Linked DNA regions of Homo sapiens: region 1 is linked to region 2. The links are chromatin loops, found by intact Hi-C in ENCODE. Cell type or tissue: mammary epithelial cell. All regions are shown on one strand. Links, peaks and the distances in the headings refer to the core of each region. The heading gives the core; the rest is flanking DNA. Region 1 holds the start of LHX8 (LIM homeobox 8). Region 2 has its middle 79 kb from the start of LHX8-AS1.

Region 1 (8,339 bases), core at 319-8,318, 82 kb after region 2:
ATCTCCACAGGTCTGACCCAGGCGAGTCCCTAGAAGGCGGGCGGGAGGAGCCGTAGCAGGGGCAGTTTCGGGAATCCGAGTTTCCGGAGATTGCCTGAGCACCGCAGAACCTCCAGGTTAAGTTCTCTCAAACGTGTGGTTACTCACCCCGAGGAGCTCAGAGGCAAAGGGTTCAATAGTCAAGTTGGTGGGGACTTTCCCTACTTAAAGTTATAATTTGCTAATTCGGATCTATTGCTTTTAAATATCGAGTTCCAGAGACCTCTGTCAATGCAGGCTTAATTTCATCCCACTGATGAAGGATGTTTATAAACGGCGCCTGCAGTGCGAGCTGAGTGTGAAAATATCAGTTTTATGCCTTTTGATAAGAATTACCGAGGCGGAAGGCTCATTAGACGATTACAAATTTCGCAGCTGCTCGCAGCCCAATTAGGCAGCTCTTCGGGTGAGTGGAAGCTGTGGGGGTCAGGGCGGGTTGATGTTCCCTCTCTCCAGCCCGGACCTCCAATCAAGGCCTGGCTCCACGGGATCTAGACCCCTTCCCTGCCCCCATCTGTTTTTAGGGAGATACACTCAAGGCTTCCCTTAAGCAGGAGAGGCACAGCCTGGGACAGGACGCACTCCGAAGTCTCTCAGGCTGTCTTTCCCATGGGCTTGCAAAAAGCCCTGTGGTCCACGGATGTTGGTAGACACCTTGGGTGGGCCTGCCGCCTCTGATTTTCAAATTTTCAATTTAGTAGGTAGGAACTGTCACGACGCAGGCGATTGCTTTTCCACCTGTGGACACATAAGATGATGTTTTTTTGATCAGAGTCTTCGTTCAAAATTGGAATCAATTGGCGTTTGGGCTAAAAACCCTCATTACTAAGACCAAACAAACAAACAAAAACTCTTTTGATTTTTAGCGCACCCCTGTAAAGTAGGAAGATAACTTTTCCGTTGCCCCAGCCGAGGATGAGCGTGGGTAAGAGGCGTGACGCGAGCTCCAGGGAACCGGGCCACCAGGAAGAAGCTATACCTTCGTACGCCCACCCCTGACAAAAGGTCAGAAGGTCGTTGGACCCCAGACCGACAGGACGATCAGCCCTGGGATTCATAGCAAACACATTCCCCTCTTCTTGCACACTCGACCCCCAGCCAAAGGCTTATACCGCCCAGGACATAGAAATTGACTCACCGCCCAGAGGCTTACAGCTCAAGGAGGGGTGCGCGCAGCTGCACCCCGGGACAGGTCAGCATCCCACAAGGCGCCTGGAGTAAAGCGAGGCCAGACCAATCTTTCACGTCTTCTGCTCCTGTCTGACGACCATTCTTCTTCCCCAAGCCCAGAAACCTCTAAAAATGAATCATTTTCTCCACTTATGCAGAGATAGACGCTCTTAGATCAAGGTTAGTATTTTGAAAACCTGACTGAGAGCCGCCTGATTAGGCGAGGGTGGGTGGAAAGACCGCATAAATGCCCGCACCCCCGCCCTGCTTCCCTAACACAGCTCCAGCTCTCTCTGGATCTCCAAATGACCCGCGCGATAAATTCTCCTCGATAGTAGCCAGACAGTACCCCAGATTCACTTTAAACCCTAACACACACACACACACACACACACACACACACTGTAATTAAATATCCAAACCGGACCTTTATGTTTAATTCCACTTTCAACGAAATCCTGCTCTATACACGACCTGATGGCGCCAATGTTCTGCACGACTCTGACTTTCCATTCGGAAGAGCGGTCTCCACAACGATGCTATTTCATGGAAAATGCATTATGTGAATTTCTCCACCACCCCCAATACCGATTTCTGCATTTGATGAAAAACACAAGTCTTTCTGGTTCCCACGCACAAGTTAGCTTTTTGAAAAGTCAGTCCACCCCAATCTTTCAATTTTCTAAGAGGGCACAGATTAATTATATCGTCCTCCTCCCTTCGCTCAGTAAATTTAAACGAGATCTCCCAGAGAGGACCGGCAGGGGGATGGCTAATATTAACTTGTGCGCAGCTGCGCGAAAAGAAAAACAATGGCGATAGGAAAATGCTCTGAAGACTCTAGTGTTTATGGGAGAAAAATGCAATGGAGGAAAAACTAAATTTGTAGTGGTAACTCGGTCCCAGACTCTTACACAGGCTCACTTCATCACAGGAAAGGCTATCTATCTCCTCCGCTAGCCGGCTGCTGACCGAGCTGGGGTCTGGGCAAGATCATTTCGCTCTTTTTCTTCTATACAAATAAGGCAAGGAGATAAGATATGTGTGTGTGCGTGTGTGTGTTTTACATATATATTTCCATCTAATTAAAGCAAAATCCTATGATTCTGTTAAAGGCCTTTAAGAAATAGACTCCTAGATCTTCTTAGTTTCAGAAGTTTAGCTTTTTAAATGGAAACAAAAATCATTTAAAAATAATCTTTTAACCAAATTTGTCTTTATACACTAAATAATGAAATAAAGTTTATACCACAAAGAGTCTGTTTAAACAAACACACCTTCCAATCTTAATCAAAATTAAGGTACCCTGAATACCTCCCTCCGCCGCTTCCCCGCCCCGCAGTCAGAACTTGAGGCAGAAGACAAGGCTGCTCGGGCTTACATTTTGTCTAGGAGATGAAAGAGCAATACTCATTAGCAACATACTTTTGTCTTTCTTGTAGCCTTGATTTCAAATCTAGTCGCAAATCATAAGCTTTTGTGTTGCTCAGATGTTCCTTCTTTATCTTAATGAGAAAACTTTTCGGAAAGGGAGCGCGAACTGCTAGATAAGTCAGCTCCCAGGCTGCCAGGAGCGGTGGCATTCCTCGGCTACACCGGACAGCTGCGAGTTTCAAGAGAATGACTAAAACTTTCAAGTCACCCAGACCTCCACTTCCCCTTCTGCTTGCTGCAGAAAGAGATGTAACCTGAATCTTTGTTTAGGTTTGGGTTGGGGAGCGAGAATTTAAAAGTTATGGCAAATGCAGACAGCAGATTTTTTAAAGTCAAGTTAACAGGACATCCCCCAATTTTTTTTTCTTTAGTACTAAACCTGAAGTCAGTTGGCGTGTTCTGATAAAGATTTTAACATGTAGAGAAGGCGGGTTTTCCTGAAAGAGGCGAAGCAATTTCTCCAGGAAAGACTTTCCCCCACACGCCCCCTTCCTTTATATTAGGTTCCACCCTCTGGAAAACAAAACTTTTTTTTTTTTCTTTTCCTGGAGGGACTCAGGAAAAGCTCAGTGCTCACTTCACTCAGAGCTCAGTGAAGCTGGGAAAGGAATTTTAAGAACGGTTCATCAGAAAGTGGTCAGGCCACAGCGGCCTCTTTGGACGAAGACACACTTGTAGCATTATCCTTCTCGGCATCAGCTTTTATTAGTGGATCGGGGCGGGGGAGGGGGGAGATCGGCAGACACGGACAGCCTCTGACCCTCTGGAGTTGGTATGTGATAAGCAGCCCTAGCAGTGCCATGTATTGGAAGAACGATCAGATGTTTGTGTGTAAACTAGTAGCAAAGGACGTGCCGGAGCTGGCAGTTCCCCCTGAGAAGGTGAGCGAGCCGACGCCTGGCCAGACCAGCTGAATCGCAGTGTCCTTGAAACTCGAGTTGTTTGGGCTCCTAAACAAGGTTCAGAAACTACCTGTAACGGCCTCATCTTCAGACCTGGCAATTTTTTTTTTTTATTACGTAGTAGCGTTAGTCAGTAATCATTGCACTCCCTCCCCAAAAGCTCACTTAACCTGAGACATGGAGACTGTAATTTGGGAGATGAAGCCTCGAGCCTAAGGCGCTCTCAGGTCCATGTGAGTCGTGCTTTTGTTCTATTTGCTGTGGTGATCGTGGCGGTCCGGGAGAGTGGGTCGGGAGGACTGGGCGGCTGTCGGGTGGAACCGGAGACCTGGCTCGTTTCGTTCGGCTGCCCGCGGACACTTGCCTGCCCTGAGGCACACCTCCCTCTGCGGGGCTCCAGAAAGGCCTCCGGGATCCCTGGGCTTGCCGGGAGAGCCATTTTACCTAAAATGCCAAAAGAAAACCGCAGGGCACAAAACGAGTCACGCGGTTTGTCTGAGTAGACTGGGGAAGCTGACAAGCTCTCACCTCACTCGGGAGGCAGGACCTGTGGGTATTTGGTGTTTTAAGTTTGAAATCATCTGCAGCCTGTCTGAGGGCCTCAGCAGGACGCGCGCGGGGCGCCCCTGACTATTTCTTTGCTCCGAAGCCGGTTGGGGACACCAGGCGAAAGCGGAGCTGTTCTGTTTAAACGCCCTTTGTGTGTGAGGACGCGGCCTCAGTGCAGCTACGCTGGGTCCCGCGTAGGGAGCGCACCCCAGAAAGGGAGGGTCTCGGCCGACGGTCCGGGAGGCCCCCAGGTTGGTATCTTGCCTGGTGCTTCCAGAGGGAGGGAGAAGGGGAGGCGAACAGTCAGAAATGCAGAAGTGCGAGCCGCTCGAGTTCGGGGTACCCACCCGCCCCCGAGCTAGAGTTTTTGGAAACGAAAGCGGTCTAAGCCCAGGGACGCTGCGTTTTCGTTTAAGAACAAAACTCCAGCAAATACTTGGAAACACTTGAGTAACGCGCGTTGTTTCTTTAAAACATTTTGTCAGAGGTTGGGTGAGTTCTTTTAATGGCACAAATTAAATTCAGCTGGATATTTTCCATTATTCTACCCGCTTTTTGCGCTGGTTAAAAATAATCCTTTAGTAGCTCAAATGTTGACTTACTGAGCAATAAGTGGCAATTTACACCTTAAAGAAACGAGTGTAAATCACTCGCCACTCTAATTGCTGTAAGTTTACGAAAGAGCTGCTGGCTCGGTTTAATCTGAAGCATTTTCATTCAAATTGTCATCGGAACAAACACCAGGCTTCTTAAATCCCGCTGTAATTAGCTTTCAAGTATCCTATTAAACCTCTTCACCTTTCGGGCTATCCTATTCAAAAAGCCCCCTTTTTAAAATATATATGTGTCTTGCTCTTTTAATTGAGGTTATTAAAGAAATCTAGTTTCTTCTCCCACCCCCTCCTCAATCCTCTTTTCTTCTCTCGCACTCCACCTCCCACTGCCCCGCACCCCCTTTAGCCCGGTGTTCCCCGCTCCGCTATGATTGACGTCTGGAAAGAAAGAGCTTTGTGAGGGGATGATTGTTATTAACTTGTTATCCCCGGCGGGGGGGCGGGGAACCGACGTGCCCGGGTGAGCGCCGGAGACCCGGAGCCCGGGGAGCGCGGGACGAGCTACCAGCGCTCGGGTGGCGGCCGCCAGCGGCCAGCGAAGGAGGCTGCGCGCCAGCCCGCCCGCGGCGCCCGGGCTCAGGCGCCGTGACGGCTGCACGCGCTGCCCCGCACTCTGAGGGCCTTCATTAGCTCGCTCCCCGCGCCGAGGCTGGGGCGGGCAGCACGCTCGGAACTTCTGATCTGTTTCTCCATACTTTCTCCCCCTCCTACTCCGCAGTGTCAGGGGCTCATGTCAGAGGAGTGCGGGCGGACTACAGCCCTGGCGGCCGGGAGGACTCGCAAAGGCGCCGGGGAAGAGGGACTGGTGAGTGCGGAGGGGCTCGCGTGCTGGCAAGACTGGCCGTGGGGAGGCGGCGCAGGACGAAGGGCCGCTGTCCCCGCGCTCCTTCCAGGGCCCAGCTGGCCCCTCCTGCAGCAGACAGAGGACGGGGCGGAGAGGGTCTGGGTGGGGTGGGAAGCTTAGCTGGCCCGCGAGGAGGGCAGGGCCGCAAGACTTCTGGGGTCCGAATAGGTCAGGGGTCGGCAGCCCCAGCGGGTGCGTAGCCAGAGCTTGGACTCGGGGAAGAGGGCGAGAATCGTGACCTCAAGAAGCTGGGGGTGGGGTGGGGTGGCCAGGGGGAAGGGAGGGGAGGCGGTGGGGGCGCCCTTGTGGGTAGGTGGGATGCGAAGGGGAGGAGGGGTCTAGAACCGCCTGCGCCTCGCGGTTTCCTGCAGGTGAGCCCCGAGGGAGCGGGGGACGAGGACTCGTGCTCCTCCTCGGCCCCGCTGTCCCCGTCGTCCTCGCCCCGGTCCATGGCCTCGGGCTCCGGCTGCCCTCCTGGCAAGTGTGTGTGCAACAGTTGCGGCCTGGAGATCGTGGACAAATACCTTCTCAAGGTAGGATAGGGCCTCGGGTGCGAGGCCCAAGGGGAGCGGGCTTAGCGTGGGAGCTCTGGGAAAAGAGTAATGTTCCTCCCACCAACCTTTCCGTTCAAGTTCTGGGTGAAGGTTGTAGGCTTTTGCAGAAAATCAGCCCAGTTTAGGGCAACTCATGCGGTGGGATAAAGTGAGAAGAAATCCCAGACTCTTCTATGTCGTTGCAAAACAGCTAATGTGTGACACATCCTGGTCTGGACGCGCCGGATGTGTGTGGATGCGCTGGAGTCAGCCACTGGCTTGTAGTGGAAGGGAAGTGGAAAAACCCTTATCCATTCTGAGACAGAAACCTGCTTAGTTATTTTTCACCCAGCCCCGAATTATTCCTTTCTTAAACATCTTTGTTCCCTCTAAACGGACTGTGGTCTCTCCACCCCAGTGACGCCCACGCCCATGACTGCTTAGAAGAATTTTAAGTTGGTATGTATTAACTGATTCCCTTTTGCAGTGTCTCTTTTGGTGAAAGCCACTGTAAAGTAGCTTAAAGGATCTTTTCTGGACAAATTTTAAAAATACAGTCCTATGTTTTTTTACAGTTACCTGAGGCTTTTCCAAAGTTAAAGTTTATAGGTCCATTTAAATAAAAACCATTTCAATATATTCCTGCTCTTATTAAGGTTTAATACTTCTAGGCCACTCAATGCTGTTGTTACATCATCTTGAGTGCTTGGGGAGAAAATGGAAATTGATATAAAGTTAGACACACACAGCCTGGGAAGAAGTGTTTCAAGTGTGGTTTGAGAGTTGATTGTCTTAATTTGTTTTACTTTTCTCTTAAAATATTGTGGGGGAATTTTGGAGTAGAAATTTTGGCAGGCCACAGTTATCCACCTCAGTGCAGATCATGGTCCCATGTGTCTTAATCAGAATATCATGGGGTTTCAACTTAAATAGCTTTTTAAAACCACTATTTAAAATAATGGTCTCTCCTACACTGAATTAGTAGCAAACCAGTTCACTTTCTATTCTCTCCCCACCCTGCTTAGGTTTTCAAAAGGATTAATTATGGAGAGTATGTGTTCAAAATTCGTGTTAGTGGGTTTCTTTAAGTTTCTACCTCAACATACAAAGCTTCTTCATCTGTAAAATGGGAATGCTACCCTATAGATAAAACCTAGAGAAAATGCCAGAAGAAGTTTTGGTAAAAAGATTTAAAAATGACTAAATTAATCTTACTTGGTGGTTGATTCTTAAAGCTGGCAAATTAACATTGGCTTTCTCTTTAAATCTGCATTCTTAAGATTCCACTTTCAATGTTTCTAAAACTGAGCATTTTGGATATTGCAAAATCATCTTTTGGGTTAAAACTAGCATCCTATTTTTAATGAGCCCTCTCAATAATTACCGTAATCTTTAAGAATGTTTCTGAGTAGACCTATGAAGGCTCTAACACTTCACAGCAGAGAAGATATAGAAGGGTTATGATGAAGTGACATTTAACACAACCTCTGAAATAGATAATAGTTTCTAGTGTTAATCTTGTATACATTTATATATTATATATCTTTGTATTGCATAAAAATCTAAGTTAAGTGAGTTACATAAAGCTTTCCTTTGTAATAGGGCAGGAGTCCTCCCAATGAAGCCTTCCATGTACAGTATTATTGTACCACTTCTTGTATTCTTTAGTGTGTAATTTCTAACTAAAGTTTGATACTATATGATTGACAAAAACTGAATTATTAACCTTTATTTTCCGTTTTGAGTACTTCCTGCAGAAAAGTTTGAGTTTAACTTGAGTCACTGATTTAAAAAAAAAAGTTAGACCTAGTATAGAAATATTATTTTAGGGTGTAACTAATATAGAAAAACACTATCTTGTGAGGCAAATAAAATGGAGTTAGAAAAGTATGACAGGAGTTAGATGCATTGATTACCTTGTCCAATAACTTCAGTGCTCTGTCCTTCGGGTAGTTTTTCTGGCTTGGTCCAAGTTGTATGTTTAGACATACACAGATTAGATTAATAGTAGGTTTATAGTCTCCAGAATCTCCTCTCTTCACCTTACTTTACTCCCTGGCAAAGAAATGGAAGATAAACAGACATTTTAGGAGGGAAGTGAACTTTGAAAAAACGTGACAACCAGGTCTGGCTTTAGGAGGGAGTAAGAGAGAGGCCATGGCTCTTCCCCTAAAGCCTAGCTTTAAAAACAAAACAAAACAAAATCCTGGGTAAGATTGAAATACAGAAGGCCCTAAACAGTGGAATTTTAAAG
Region 2 (8,339 bases), core at 278-8,277:
GAACTCATGGACTTAGACAGTAGAAGGATATTACTAGAGCCCAGGAAGGGTAGTGGGGAGCTATGGGGGTAGGTATTGATGGCTAATGGATACCGAAAAAATAGAAAGAATGAATAAGACCTACTATTTGATAGCACAACAGGGTGACTATAGTCAATAATAACTTTACATTTTTAAATAACTGAAAGAGTAATTGGATTGTTTGCAAATCAATGGATAAATGCTTGAAAAGATGGGTACCCCATTCTTCATGATGTGCTTATTTCACATTGCATGCCTACATGAGAAAATCTCATGTACCTCATAAATATATACACCTACCATGTACCCATAACAATCTTAAATTAAAAAATAAAATAATAAAAAAGCAGAAGATAAGTGTTAGCCAAGATGTGGAGAAAAGAGAACCCTTATATACTATTGGTGGGCATATAAATTAGTACGGCCATTATCGAAAACAGCATGGATGTTCCTAAACAAATTAAAAATAGAACTACTATATGGTCCACTAATCCTACTTCTGGATATATATCCAAATGAAATAAAATTAATATCTCTAAGAGATATGTGCCCTCTCATGTTCATTGCAGCATTATTCACAATAGCCAAGATACAGAATCAACCTAAGTGTCCAACAGATGAATGGATTAAAAAAATGCAGTGTATATATACAATGGTATATTATTCTGCCTTAAAAAAGAAGAAAATCCTGTCATCTGTAACAACATAGATGAATCTAGAGAATAATATGCTAAGGGATGTAGGCCAGGCACAGAAAGACAAATACTGCATTATCTCACTTTTATGTGTAATCTAAAAAAGTCAAATTCATAGATACAGAGAATAGAATGGTACTTGCCAGAGGCTGGGAGATGAAAGGGCTGGGGAGATGCTGAAATGGCACAACGTTTCAGTTAATCAAGATAAATAAGTTCTGGAGATCTAATGTACAGTATGGTGACTCTAGTTAATAATACTGTTTTGTATACTTGAAATTTGCTAAGAGAGTGTATCTTAAATGTTTTCACCACATACAAAAGGCAAGAACTATGTGAAGGGGTGAATATGTTAATCAGCTTCATTATGATAATCAATTCACAATAGCTACATATATCAAAACATGTTGCATACTATGAATATATACAATTTTTATTTGTCAATCATGCCTCAATAAAGCTGGGTGGGGAAAGGTAAAAGGTGGATAGGGTGTGGTTTGCCTCTAACAGTTTGAAGAAATGCCACCTTTTGTTTCCATTCTTGGCCCGCTTTAACAAACACTCATATCTATGTAAGCTGGGGTCTGACTTGTCACAAGCAGGCAGAGGAAAGGGAACAGAGGGTTTCACTTGAGTTAACTGTCAAAGCACTTTCAGCCAAAATCTCAATCATTGGGTGCACTTGACAGATTCAGAAAACAATTTCTGGATCCATCCAAAAACCTGGAACTGTTGTAAGAACAATTCATCCCCTTTATTTGTCCTAAGATAAGTTCTGAACACAAGTAAAGAAAACCAGATTGCTCTATATCAGAATAAGTAAGTAAGACTGCACTAAAAAGCAAGATTGAAGGTAGCTTAAAAATACATCCAAGTTGTCCTGAAAGCTTTCAGTGCTTCTGACAATACAACAATCACATTAGCATCTATTTTCCAGTTTATACCTATTGGAATCTCTTCTTTCAACTCTGTTGAATTTTCAACCTTTTTCTACTAGTGAGAGGCAGAAAACCTGATGGGTTTAAAACCTGGATCTACCACATAGAGGAAATCATTCCTCTACCACTAGATGAAATCTTTCAACCTCTCTGGACCTTAATTTCTTCATTCCTAAAATAAGAATTAATAAGGTCTGGTCTGTCTACCAAATGCGGTGGCATGCAAATCAATAGACGTATGTAAAATTACTCTAAATTGTAAAATTCTACATAAAACACTTAGCATAATTAATATGAGCAGTACAATTAGTTCATAGCTAAGGTGGCTTGAAAATCCCTGCGCTTGATAAACACAAGGAAGAAGAATAAGGAATTTTTGCTAATCTTGGAAGAAACAGTAGTGGAAGGGAGAGAAAAAAGCAAAGATAACCTCCTTTGGAGCTCTTTTTTACAACTGGGCCCTGGTGTGAAAATTTTCCCCACATTCAAAAATCATGTTCTTCAATTCCAAGAGTCAGAATGTTCAATTGTACATCTCTGAACTCCTTTTCAGCATCAGGCAGAACTAAATCCAAATTATTAATATAGTACTTGTTTTATTTAGAATTTCTAAATGGATGTTTTCATTTACTTGTCCAGCTAAAGTAGACTATAGGCAGTCTTAAATATATCAGTCATGCATCTTTGATTGTCTTATGTCTCACTTCACAGTAAGACATTCTGTGAAGCAGAAAATACTATGGTTGAAGGAGCATTGCATAAGCTATCTAAAAGGAGACCTGGAGCTCTAATCATAACTTGCTGTCTTGACCTTGAGCAAATCACAACCTCCTTTTGTTTGAGCTTCATTATCTATAGAACAGTGGTAATTATATCTGTCTTATATCCCTCATAGAGTAAGGGTGAAAGTCATGTGAGATTATCTGTGAAAGCAAGATATTTAAAAGATAAAAACTGTTAGGTAAATGCAAAAGAACTAGTAATGTAGGGTTTTAAATATATACATATATATACACACACACATATATAGATATATAAAATATCATTCTATATGAATTCTACCAATGCATTTTATTTCTCCTTCCAGAGCAATACAAAATAAGACATCTTCCACACGCCAGCCTTTCATTTATTTACCATTCAGACATTTATTAAACATTATATACAAGACAGATTCCTTTGTAGAAAATTGAAAAAATAAGTTCTGTATGAAGGTATCTGGATTGAAAGTGCAAATGTGCCACTACGTGACTTTGAGCAAATTGTGGACTCTCACCGTCAGTTACTTTAATAGCAAAATGGAAGTGATACTAGCCATTTTGCAAAGTTGTTGTGGCATTTCAAAGGAGATATTATATATAAAATTACCTAGCAGAGCACTAGCATATAGAACTGCTCAATAAATGAAGCTCCTGTTATTATTATTTCAGGTATATTTTCTCATGTCATTCAACCCAAGAACTCCTAATCTAGATTCCATAACCCCGTTGCAACTGCATGCAAAATTTACGTATGTATGCACAAGTGCATCTTTCTGGGAGAAGGTACATAACTTTCATCAAATTCTAAAAACAGTAAAAACAGTCACTTCAACATAATCCATAAAGGTGATATCCAGCATAGAACACAATATTCCAGGAGTTGACTTAAACAGTGGGTAAGGTTGAAGCCATTAGCCCCCGTAAAGCAGCTCCCTTCCACACTCATAGGAGACATCACAAATCAATCACTAAATTATGTTCCACTGAGACCTGAAGCAAACTAATAATGCCCCTCAAAAGATAGTTCTAGATAGACACTACCATTTTGCTAGAGGAACTTCTGAAGGTTAAACTCACTTGACCTCTTGACCTAGAACCAGCTTTTTTTCCCTTTCACTTAGCTGATTTTAAGCTGATAGTCACCTGAAACTGTTCTGTCTTTTCAAAGAATTGATATGCCATATAAACTTCCTACATCCCTCCCTCCATCTTATTACTTATTCAAATGTCAAAAGTTGGCCTCAGTCTTTTAAGATCATGTTAAATAATAATATAGTTATCCATTCACTTAATCATTTATCTAAAAAATGTTTATTGTAATGTCCTCTGTGTGCTTATCATCCACTGTGGGACTGTTAGCCAGCTCTCCAAGCTTTCAGTCATACATAAATTTGATTGATATGTTTCTGGGTCATTAATAAAAATCATATTAAAATGGTATTTATTGCAATTAATATGTAGATGTAAAACAAGATACCCACAAAATTTCTAACTTAGGCTACTTCCTGAATACAGAATTAGTAGAAATAAATATGTAATGGTTGATACTCCAATTATTAATTTATTGCCTCTAAGCTCCAAATCCATTCTTCATTACCTGCTCTGCAATAATGAAGCAGAAACCTGTAAATATTTCTTTTGCCAGCTAGCACAGTGCTAAACTTTGTCAGCAGAGGTCACTGGAGGGATACTGAAGAAGGAAAGAGTTTATGAATCTAGTTCCGGTATACTCCTCTTAGAAGGCTTCTGCACTATGAGCAACTTCTGTAGCATCCAAAGGCCAGTAGCATACATCACATCGTTGTGAATGGCTTCCCTCATTGCCCTCTAAGGTAACTTCTTCAGTGCCCAGCTCCTTAAGCAATTGAGGGTCAGCAGTGCCTGGTGGCCAGCAATGTTTGGCTTTGCAATGAAGTATGGCACCTCCCGTTGGAAGCCTTCCTATAGCATCCTTTGGGAAGCTTTGCAGCAGGTTCTGAGTCACACCACCGCTCCACGGACAGCTTTCTCAAGCACCCAGAAACTATATTATCAGCAAGTCCTGCCAGCACAACACCTCAGCAAATTCCTCCACCATTCGGTAAACTGCACCCTGTCCAACAAGATCTGGATCTCAGCCCAGAGGCATAGAGGGGCTTTTCCTTGGATGCTCTTTCTCAGCCACAGGGGTAGTGGCTGCTCTCTATGCCTGCTATTCCAGTACTGTTTAGAGATCTCTTTGTCCCATTCTAGCCAATTCCTCATTACTCCAATCCCCAGTTATAGCTAATAACTCTTTATATTAAAATTGTCCTGTTCAAATTATCATGTGATTTCAGTCTCCTGATTGGACTTTGCCTGATATAAAATTAAAATCACAACTGATCCAGGAGATAAACTGACAAAGTTGGGATTTTAGAATTGGTTTGGTCATGCACTTGGGCTTCAGCATAGTGCTGAGCTCCTTGCCAAAAGGAAATAGGATGCTATTAATTCTGACATGCAGTGGCATCAAAATTAATCAAGCTATCACTTGTCGCTTATTGTAATGAAAAACCAACTGAAGCAAATGCTTTGAAATCCAAGTGGCTCCTGCACTTGAACATTATAGCAATAATGATAATATTAAGGACTGTGACGTGGGATAGAAGCTTTTAAGTGTGACTTGAATGCCTATTTTTTAATACCGGCAAGCTCAAATCCTTTAACTCTCAGTTCAAGTCACGGCCTAAGAGCCATAAAGCTTTCATGATAGCCCTAAAAGAATCTCTAATTTCTGTAGCCATGTGGCGGATATTGTTGAAAATAAAACACAAAATATAATTGTGTGAGTTTCTGAGTTATAATAGTTGAACTGACAGTCTTGCCAAGTTTCTTACATGACAGTACTGATTAAGAAAGAATGGAATTCAGAAACTTGGGATAAGATACCCAGTTGGACCCAGATGAAACTGACAGTCTTGAAAACTCCACTATTAATACACACAACTCTGGTCCTCCCTTACCAGTGGAAGTAGCTTGCCCTCTAGTATCTAAAAATATAGCCTTCCTTTGCTTCAAAATCCTGTGATAATGTCACCTGGTGAACATATCTTGAAAGAGAACGTTTATTTTCCTTAAGACCCACCACAACCAGTTTCCATTGCCACTATATCCATAAACAGAGTTAAATGTCAGTATGCCCCAGGGATCAAGAACATACCAGGACCTAGGAAGAAATTATTAACATACACAAAACCTGCAACATTTTGCTAAAATATATGCAGAAACCATGGGAACATTTGTGGGTCTCGACATGTAGGCACCTGGGAGAAGCAAGTACTAAACCAATCTGGAGGCACACCCAAAACAAAAACATTATGGGATACCCTAAAAAAAAATTTTAAAGCCACTAAAGACTAGCTCATGATTAAATAAATATAAAATCACAAGGAAACAGTCCATAATAGGCAAGAATCAAGAGATACCAAAAAGGTATAATTAAAACCATAAGAATAGAACAAGATTCTGAAACAGATGACAAAACAAACATCTTTAAGTAACATGAAAGAAAGGATGAAAATCCTAAAACTAAAAAACTATGAAAATAGATGTTAGAAAAAGAGGCAAACAGAACTTTAAGACATGAAAAATGTCAATTAAATTTTTCAAACTTAATTAGCTATAGCTAAAGAGAGAATTCATGAAATTGAAGATAGGTCTGAGAAAATTATCCATAATGCATCAGAGATTTTTAAAAATTGAAAAACATCAAAGAGCATTTAAGAGATATGAAGGATGGAGTGAGAAGGTTCAAAGTAATCCTAATCAAAATTCCAGAAGAGGAAAATAGTAGCGAGAAGGTAACATTAAAAGATATGATAGTGGAGAATTTTCTGGTATTAATGAAATACATATATCCTCAGACTCATGAAATTCAAGATGTCTTGAGTATGATATAAATAAATAAAAAAGACACACATACTGTAATAAATCAAAAAAATCAAATAGAAACATAATATCTTAAAAAGTAGAAAAACATTATATACAGGGGAAATATTTACTGTTGATAGCCCTCTCAACAGCAGCAATATGTCAGGAGACAATGAAATAGTAACAACAAAGTGCAGAATAAAGATAACTTTCAATCTAGAATTCATCACCTAGATTTTTTTAAATCACTTTAGTAGAATAAAATAAAGATATTTTAGAAAAAAATATTAAGAGATTTAACAGAGCCTCACTGAAAGAATCACTCAAGGATGTATGTTAGGGGAAAGACTATAAGCTTAGAGGGACTGAATTAACAAAAACCATAATGTTAAAGTACTAGTAAACATGTGGGCAAATCTAAAGAAGCTTTAACCATATAAAAACAAAGACTATAACCAAAAAAGAAAAAAAAAAAGGAACATTCATTTTGGAGGTCAAAATTAAGATGGAACTCAACTATTAGGCAACAACATGTAAGGAAAGTAGGAGGGATGCATGTTAAAAATAGCTAAGAAGAGGATAAAAATATTATCTTAAGACTTTTTAAGCAAGGATGTTAAAAACATTTAAGTAATCGCTGCAAGAATAGATATAAATGTATAATTTTCAAATTAACAGAAAAAATAAGGGGAAGAAGGAAAATGGAAAAATAAAACAAGCAAGGAAAAATTATGGTGAAGTGACAATTACAAAATAAGATAGCAGAAATTAAATGAAATGTATCAATAATCACAGTAAGTATAAACATATTCAACTTGTTAGTTGAATAAATGAAACCTTTTTAAGGTTCTGTATGACATGTAGAAAATGCTGTGTTGGCGATTAGAAATCCAAATCAAGTCTCTGCAATAAATATTTGTGGCCATTTACCCAATTCCAAGACACCAGTTCACAGACCTGGAATCCCTATTTTATGGGGTAGGACATTGAGAAAGAACCCTGCAACATGGCCATAGGTATTTACTATAAATCTCTTATGAGACTTCCCCAGAGAGATTTGTGACCATATACTAAAATGATTATGCATTAGGTAAAAATAATTATTCTGGCTTTATGAGGGTTTTATAGTTGCTCTAAATTGATAACCTCTGAATACTCAATGTCAAGGTGGTATATTGTCAGAGCAGGGACTTAAATTAGATGGTGAATAGAGTCTTGCCCCAAGTATGTCCTGCAGTGAATTCAGTGGGCCCACAGATATGTCTTGTGACTATTTCCTTGGTTCACAAAACGTGTAATTACAATAGATATACCAAGCAACTCAAAGAATCTGTATTTTAGATCCCTGACCCTGGAGGAAAGATTAATGTGATAGGGCAAGCCTATTGGAAGCCCCTGGAACTGTTCCTATCCCACTTCCCAAAATAGCAAATTGAAAGCAACATTGTATCCCCATGGAGATGATTTGCAGGGATTAATGCCACCAGTGAAGTTTTGAAAGATGCAGAAGTGATGTTTTTATTATATGCCCATTTGACTCACCTTTTGCCTGGTGCCTTTGAATTACTGAAAACTTAAATAGGTGGTGAAACCCATTGTAATCGCTATTCCAATAGTATTACCTTTACTAGGTATAGCCCTCCACCCTTCTTGTGCAGCTACCGATCTCACAAATGCTATTTTCTCAATTCCAATTGCTAAAAACTATTGGAATCAGTTTACCTTCAATTGGTGTTCGTAACAGTACCCCTTAACTGTACACTTCTGGGATGTAAACTCACCTGCTACCTACCATAATATAGTCAAAAGAGAACCAAATCACCTATCTATAGACCATCCCAGTGGTCCATTACATTTAAGACATAATGTCATTTGGACCCAGTCAGCAAGAAATAGAGTACTACAGACATCTTGAGAAGACACATGAATGCCAGTGTAAAATAAACCCTATGAAAATTCAGAGACTTGCCACATTAGTGAAGTTTCTGTAGCATCTAGGAATATTCTTTCTAATGTATAAGACAAGTTTTTGA

Evidence for each region. A loop is a pair of places that touch in the nucleus more often than their neighbours do. Peaks named below come from ENCODE experiments on the same cell type or tissue, not always from the same donor. Only the 100,000 strongest peaks of a DNase experiment are listed, where the experiment ranks them.
Region 1: a loop joins it to region 2, with 2.2 times the contacts of the local background. A loop is called at or near these places in 1 of 110 quality-filtered maps.

Annotation. Positions count from the first base shown.
Region 1 is chr1:75,131,177-75,139,515 of GRCh38, forward strand. It overlaps LHX8 (LIM homeobox 8), which reads left to right and starts at 3,212. Exons shown (of 9, transcript NM_001256114.2): 1 at 3,212-3,778; 2 at 5,427-5,513; 3 at 5,924-6,085. The coding sequence starts at 5,439. LHX8-AS1 (LHX8 antisense RNA 1) reads right to left here and starts at 1,400. Exons shown (of 2, transcript NR_187397.1): 1 at 1,178-1,400; 2 at 1-777. RefSeq lists enhancers at 160-1,359, 3,517-4,029. In mammary epithelial cell, for the core only: no CTCF peak of the experiment used is centred there; no DNase peak of the experiment used is centred there; H3K4me3 peaks cover 388 bases; H3K27me3 peaks cover 5,514 bases.
Region 2 is chr1:75,049,312-75,057,650 of GRCh38, forward strand. No RefSeq gene overlaps it. Among named protein-coding and RNA genes, the nearest start is that of LHX8-AS1, 79 kb to the right of the region's middle. In mammary epithelial cell, for the core only: a CTCF peak has its summit at 4,080 (motif pointing right); no DNase peak of the experiment used is centred there; H3K27me3 peaks cover 240 bases.